Linked DNA regions of Homo sapiens: region 2 is linked to region 1. A link is an interaction called in ENCODE POLR2A ChIA-PET data of the cell type or tissue named here. Cell type or tissue: K562. All regions are shown on one strand.

What was found. ChIA-PET counts read pairs that join two places held together with the same protein. Peaks named below come from ENCODE experiments on the same cell type or tissue, not always from the same donor. Only the 100,000 strongest peaks of a DNase experiment are listed, where the experiment ranks them.
Region 2: POLR2A ChIA-PET joins it to region 1 with 6 read pairs; 2 of 35 experiments call an interaction of 5 or more read pairs at or near these places.

The regions. Positions count from the first base shown.
Region 1 is chr5:119,061,701-119,065,700 of GRCh38, reverse strand. The region is part of intron 1 of DMXL1-DT (DMXL1 divergent transcript); the gene reads left to right. Among named protein-coding and RNA genes, the nearest start is that of DMXL1-DT, 7.2 kb to the left of the region's middle. RefSeq lists an enhancer at 1,729-1,838. In K562, no CTCF peak of the experiment used is centred here; a DNase peak (open chromatin) is centred at 1,800.
Region 2 is chr5:118,897,041-118,901,040 of GRCh38, reverse strand. The region is part of intron 4 of DTWD2 (DTW motif tRNA-uridine aminocarboxypropyltransferase 2); the gene reads left to right. Among named protein-coding and RNA genes, the nearest start is that of MIR1244-2, 76 kb to the left of the region's middle. In K562, no CTCF peak of the experiment used is centred here; no DNase peak of the experiment used is centred here.

The DNA.
Region 1 (4,000 bases):
GTATTTTTTGTAGTGACGGGGTTTTGGCGTGTTGCCCAGACTGGTCTCGAACTCCTGGGCTCAAGTGATCCACCCACCTCGGCCTCCCAAAGTGCTGGGATTGTAGGTGTGAGTCACCATGCCTGGTCACACACACTTTTTATATGAGGAATGTAAGCCCTTTTAAATTATCAGGCCCAGGAAGGCATTAAAATGAGACACCATTCATATCCTATTTCTCTCCTTGAACTATGTAATCTCTTGAAACTGCTTTCGTGGCTGGGCACGGAGGCTCACGCCTGTAATCCTAACACTTTGGGAGGCCGAGGTGGGTGGATCACCTGAGGTTGGGAGTTCGAGACCAGCCTGGCCAACATGATGAAACCTGTCTCTACTAAAAATACAAAAATTAGCCAGGCATAGTAGTGGCAGCCGCCTATGATCCCAGCTACTGGGGAGGCTGAGGCAGGAGAATCGCTTGAACCCGCTGGAGATCGTGGTGAGCCAAGATCGCACTCCAGTCTGGGCAACAGAGTGAGACTCCATCTCAAAAAAAAAAAAAAAAAAAGAAACTACTAGCTATATTCGCTGTTTCTACAAGTAACTATAAATTAATCTAACAATGCCACATTCTGGACAGTATAACCCACACACTGTAGCTCAATAATGTATAGCCAATCACTAATCAATGTTATTTCTGTGAACTGATGAGAATTCCTGACAAACAATTTTGTATAAGCCCACTCCTTATCCTCTTTTTGCCTTCAAAAATCTGCTTGTAGCGCCGGGCGCGGTGGCTCACGCTCGTAATCCCAGCACTTTGGGAGGCCAAGGTGGGCGGATCACGAGGTCAGGAGATTGAGACCCTCCTAGCTAACACAGTGAAACCCCGTTTCTACTGAAAATACAAAAAAATTAGCCGGACGTGGTGGCACGCGCCTGTAGTCCCAGCTACTCGGGAGGCTGAGGCAGGAGAATGGCGTGAACCCAGGAGGCGGAGCTTGCAGTGAGCGGAGATCGCGCCACTGCACTCCAGCCTGGGTGACAGAGTGAGACTCTGTCTCAAAAAAAAAAAAAAAAAAAAAATCTGCTTGTAGCAAAGGTCTGAACGGAGCACTTCCCAAGACAATTTGGAAGTGTGTCCCAGGCAGCTGTTCTCTACTTTGGCCCAAATATACTCTATATTAATTCTGAGGCTCAGCTTCTTTTGTTTTAGTTTGACAAGAGAGATGAATAAAAAGAGAAATGAACAACCACAACCTGGGCTACCTCTCGTTAGCAAACACATAGGCTCCAGGGCCCTACACTGAATTAAGGGAACGGTCCAAATTCCAGTAGTAATTCCCATGTGAAGAGGATTATAAGTCTGGCAAGTATCAGAGAGCTCATTAGAAGTAGATTACATAAATCCTACACATTTCACAAAGTGGGACATGGGAACCAAGTCTAGCAGTATAGATACCAGTTAGATACCGTGGGCAAATTAAAAAGAAATATCAATTGTGTAATCATTGTAGTCATTAACATCAAGTGAATATTTAGTAAAGTACTATTCTAAGCATTCTGTATTGACTCATTTAATTCTCATGTCAACCTGAAGAGATAGATACTATTATTCCCTCCTCCCCCATTATTTTCCCCTATTATTTTCTAACTTGTACAAGTAAGGAAACTGAGACAGAGTAAATTTCCTTGCCCAAGTCACATAGTAAGGGGTAGAGGGAGAAGTTCTTAACTGTTATAGTATACTGCCTCTATACAAGAGAAAAAACGAACCCTCTACACTGTTCTCCATCTCCACTACCACCTCCTACTCATAGCAACCCCTCCCACTCAAACCACAAGGAAAGACACATGACCGATAATAAAACTACTCGGTAAGATTTATGCAATATATTCTGCTTGCCAGGGATTGTTCTGTGTATTTCTACACAGAATGTAATCTTTACAATATAATCCCTAGATTACAGATAAGGAAACGAAAACAGTAAAGGGCAGTAATTTCCCAAGGTCACACAGCTAGCTGGGATTTAAGTCCATTATGTCTGGCAACACAGAACACATGCCCTTTCCCAGGCAGGTCTATACTGCCTCACCTCTGTTTCCCTAGCTACTGTAATTGACTCAGGGATGAACCCCAGCTGGGTCAATCAGAATCTTTCTCCAGGATTTTCTGCTGCATCTATCAGGGAACTCTTGCATTTTTGAAGTAATTAAACATTGTCCCTGAACATAAATGACCCTTGAGTGTTTTAGGAAGAATGAAGAAAGAAAAGTAGAGCTGAACTCCATTTTTGATATTTACTACAGGGAGTAAAGGGAAGCCATGACAACCTCACTTGAACTCTTGGTCCAGTCCTGTTTAATGTCCATCCTACCCAATTATGTGAGCACAAAATCCTCCCCACCTACTTTACATATATATATAATATATATATTATATATATAATATATATATTTAATATATAATATATATATTATATATATTTAATATATAATATATATTATATATATTTAATATATAATATATATTATATATATTTAATATATAATATATAAAATATATATATAATATATATATTATATATATTTAATATATAATATATAAAATATATATATAATATATATAATATATATATTATATATATTTAATATATAATATATAAAATATATATATTATATATATATAATATATATATATATAGTGAGAGAGAGAGAGATGAGTCATGCTATGTTGGCCTCAAGCAATCCTCCCTCCTTGGCCTACCAAAGTGTTGGGATTACAGGTGTGAACCACCATGCCCAACCTCTACCTACTTTTTTTTTCTTAAGTTCGCTTGAATTCCATTTCTGTCACTTTGGATAACAAGACTAACACATGATAACTTAAATTCCCACCAACATGAGAATTCCAGTTTTTCTGCATCTTTAGAAAGTATTAAGCATATGAATTAACAGAGAGAACACTAGAGATTAGAGAAAAGCAAGAATATGATTCCTGAAAGGTGCTTAATACATAACTTGACAAAACTAACTTTAATTGCCAGCAGTAGGATTTTTAAACTTTTTTTTTTTTTGAGACAGATTCTTGCTCTGTTGCCCAGGCTGGAGTGCAGTGGCACCATCTCGGCTCACCGCAAGCTCCGCCTCCCAGGTTCACGCCATTCTCCTGCCTCAGCCTCCCAAGTAGCTGGGACTACAGGCGCCCGCCACCACACCCGGCTAATATTTTGTATTTTTAGTAGAGATGGGTTTCACTGTGTTAGCCAGGATTGTCTTGATCTCCTGACCTCGTGATCCGCCCGCCTTGGCCTCCCAAAGTGCTGGGATTACAAGCATGAGCCACCGCGCCCAGCCAGAAAAGGATTTTTAAAAACAAAAGTATAGACACAAGGTGAAAATTCTACAGAAAAATATGTAACAGAGTTCTGAATGAATAGAAGAAAGCAGAGTTGAGGAATGGGTGAATTGCTTAATCTTTCACCTGCTGAGTTTTCATTCCCTGTACAGCAGAAGGAAAAAAAAGAGAAAACTTTTTTAAGAAAGAAATTCAGTAAGCAGCTTTCTGAAAACACTCATTTCTGTCACTGAAATTGCTACAAATGCAAATATCCACAATACCTTTCCCTGTATTCTAGAAGAACACTTCCATATTCTCTGTGCAGAGGCTTTTGGTTATAATTCCTGGATTTAAAGCATCCAAAGAGAGAAAGCTCCAGGTTTGCACATACTGCTTTAATTAAACAATAATGGATTTTTAGTAAGTAGGGTCTTTTGCTCTCTAAATCTAAAGAACTAAAGGTAGATAAAAGAAACATCTTTTGCTGTAAGTGAAAAAGTAATTTTTGCTCTACTATATATATATTTCTGGGAAGAAAAAAAATCTCACCCTCAAGCTTGTGTTCTTTAAAATGAAATATTTTGACCAAGCAGAGTGGCCCATGCCTATAATCCCAGCAATTTGGAAGGGCAAGGCAGGATAGCTTGAGACCAGGAGTTCAAGACCAGCCTGGGCAACATA
Region 2 (4,000 bases), 160 kb after region 1:
ATACATAAATATTTGGGTAGTGATAATTATTCTGATAATCATTATCACTGATTACCTCCACTAAAAGTAGAGCAGGAAATATGATTTTGAGTCATTTTTTCTTTTTTTTTTTTTTTGAGACGCAGTCTCACTCTGTTGCCCAGGCTGGAGGGCAGTGGCGTGATCTCGGGTCACTGCAAGCTCTGCCTCCTGGGTTCACCCCATTCTCCTGCCTCAGCCTCCCGAGTAGCTGGGACTACAGACATCTGCCACCACGCCTGGCTAATTTTTTGTGTTTTTAGTAGGACGGGGTTTCACCATGTTAGCCAGGATGGTCTCGATCTCCTGACCTTGTGATCTGCCCGTCTTGGCCTCCCAAAGTGCTGGGATTACAGGCGTGAGCCACCCCGCCTGGCCCTTGATTTTGAGTCATTTTTTCATCACTGGTTTTAGTTTAATCTATTAGCTCTGTTATCCAGTCTATCTTAAGACAAAATACTTTATCTTTTTTGTATATCAGGATATGACTATAGTTTTAGATACATTTTTTTCTATAAAATGAGTGCTTCTTTATTTAGCTCACTGCCACAACTTTATACTTCTTTTCTTCATTCCTGTACCATCTCTGTTAACTTGCCTGCAGTTTTGTAGCATTATTGTGTTTACATCTACTGATTTAGAGATGTTTATATGACAAGTAGCTTTTTTTAATATTTGCATTTAATGTAATTAAGGGAAAAAGTTTTTAAAAATATTAAGCTAGCAAGTTATTAACACTATTCGTATTAACACTGTCTGTAATAACCCCAGTTCCTGTCAACAACAGAATGAACAAATGGTGGTATATGTAATGGAATGCTCTACAGCAGTAAAAACTAAACTACACATAACAACATGAATGAATTACATAAACATAATGTTGGTGAAAGAAGCCAGACATAAAGAAGTATGACTTGGCCGTGCATGGTGGCTTGTGCCTGTAATCCCAGCACTTTGGGAGGCCGAGGTGGGCAGATCAATTTGGGTCAGGAATTTGAGACCAGGTAACTTGGTCAACATAGTGAAATCCCCTCTCTACCAAAAAGTATAAAAAATTTCAGGGTGTGGTGACGTGCGCCTGTAATGCCAGCTACTTGGGAGGCTGAAGCAGGAGAATCGCTTGAACCCGAGAGGCGGAGGTTGCAGTGAGCCGAGATCGTGCCACTGTACTCCAGCCCGGGCAACAGAGTGAGACTCCGTCTCAAAAAAAAAAAAAAAAAAAAGAAAAAACGAAGTATGACTTATATGATTCAATGATTCAATTTCTATAAAATTTAAAACTGACAGAACTATGGTTTTGGATGTCAAGGTAGTAGTTTCTTTTGTAGGGAGGGCATAATGACAGGAATGGAGTATGAAGAGGTCTGTGGATTCTGGTTATATTTTGCTTCTTGACTTGGGTACTAGTTACACAAGTGTGTTTGTTTTGTAGATTCATGGAGCTGTACAGTTATGATTTGGGCACTTTGGTATATATATTCGGCTTCCAGAAAACGCTTATGTATGCAGTCAGTGCTTGTTATTTGTGATAGTTAGGTTCTAGAAAGTTTCTGTGAACACTGAGTTAGTGAATACCGAACCATTGTCTCTAGGGAAAATACAGGATTAGGTTCCTACTAGCCTTTGATTGCATTTTAGTTAACCAAGCAGTACAACATGGCCTTGTTTTACATGTGTTTCTGTTTACATACACCATATTTCATAAATATCATTGATTCATTAACATTGAACTTATGCCCAATAGCACTATAACTCATGTCTGAATTAAGCTTATCTGACATGTGTTTTCTTCATGAGACACATCACAGTCTTCTTGAGCTCAGGAACTCTAGACAGCACTTCAGTGCTACAAGTTGCGGGCCACGTAGTGGAATCGCCAACAAAAAGCACAACAGTGCAAAAATGTGGCACTAAATAGGCTGTGAAAAAGACACATATTTACAGTATGAGAGCTGAAACAAGATACAGCATCACTGAATTCTACCTCAGCTGGGAATGTGTGCATTGGGCAACTCTAAATTTTTGCTGTTCTGTGCTTGTGCATGTTGGGTTTATACATAAATTTTAGTAAGCAGGCGATTTCACAGATACAGAATTGGCAAATAATATCTAAATACATAGCTGCTAGTACCTGAGTAAATATTTACTTCTCAATCAAGTGTGCAAGTAGGCTAAGGATAACCTTTTCCTCTTAAACTAAATGTCTTAATAACAATTTTTTTGTGATTAAAATTAGAGCTGTTCTAGGGTGCCAATTTTGTAATTTTTTTGTACCATACTGTAGATTTTCGTAACTGTTTTGATGCCAAGCTTTATTAGATTTTAAAATTTATCTTCTCATTCTCATTTTTTTTTTTTTTTTTTGAGATGGAGTCTCACTTTGTTGCCCAGGCAGGAGTGCAGTGGTATGATCTCAGCTCACTGCAACCTCCGCCTCCCAGGTTCAAGCGATTCTCTTGCCTCAGCCTCCTGAGAAGTTGAGATTACAGGCACCCGCCACCATGCCCGGCTAATTTTTTTTTTTTTCAGTAGCGACGGGGTTTCACCATGTTGGCCAGGCTGGTCTTGAACTCCCAACCTCAAGTGATCTGCCTACCTCAGCCTCCCAAAGTGCTGGGATTACAGGCGTGAGCCACTGTGCTCGGCCATAAAATTTATCTTCTCATTCTTTGCTGATCAGGGATTCATTGTAATGTTGTACATTAATTTTTTTGTTTTTGCCCAGTAGCAACTGACCATTAAATGATTACGTATCAAGTGGTGTAATATAGTTTCTTCAGAATGAAATTGTATCAAAGTTTACCTAGAAGACTTCAAATGTACCAATATAAAAGACTGGGATTAAGATTTAATTTTTTGGCTGGGCATGGTGGCTCATGCCTATAATCTCAGCACTTTGGGAGGTCAAGGCAGGTGGATCACTTGAGTCCAGGGGTTTGAGACCAGCCTGGGCAACACGGCAAAAACCCATCTCTACTAAAAGTTTAAAAAATTAGCTGGGCATGGTGGCACATGCCTGTGGTCCCAGCTACTTGGGAAGCTGAGGTGGGAGGATCACCTGAGCTCAGGAAGTCAAGGCTGAGCCATGATTGTGACACTGCACTCCACCCTGGGCGTAGGAGTGAGACCCTGTCTCAAAAAAAAGAAATTATTTAATTTTCAAATATTAATTTTACTCTGGAGGTCATATGCAGTGGTACCTGTTTCAAAAATAATATTACATAGTACATTTGTTTTACACAAAGATTCCTTTGAATTACTTTTAATTTAATTTTCTGACAGGAAGAGGAGATAAGCCATTTTATGTCAGGTCTGGCCAGTGGTTTGTATGGTTTGTATGGTCTGTATTGTTTTTAACACTGATGTGTGGCTATTGTTGCAGTTATCTATTGCTGCATGTGCACACAATAATTAACATAGCAGGTTGGAGGCTACTCTCCTTGGAAACAAGCTTAGAAGGTTGACCTTTGTCTGGGATCTGAGAATGTAAATGGTAAAATTTCCTGCACTGATACAAAGCTTTTCCTAAGTGATAGGAGTGGCTCACTGTGCCTAAACTATTTGTGCAAAGAATTATGTATATGAACACCAGTTTTCTTCTGGGAGTCTGAAATTTTGATACATGCCAGGCAAAGGGTGCCTAGGTGACTAACCTCCAGTAAACCTCAAATTAGAGACATTCTGTCTCTAATGAGCTTCTGTTGTAGATAACACTTCACACATGTTACAATTCAGTACTGGAAGATTTAAGTAAATACATCTTATGTGATTTCACTGGGAGAAGACACTTGGAAACTTGTGCCTGGTTTCCTCTGAGCTGTGTCCCATGTGAGTTTTCTCCTGGCTGATTTTGCTTTGTATTCTTTCACTGTAATAAATATTAACCGTGAGTTCCACTATATACTGAGTTCTGTGAGTCCCAGAGAATCACTAAACCTGACTGTGGTCTTGGGTCCTCCTGAAATATTGCATAACAAACTCC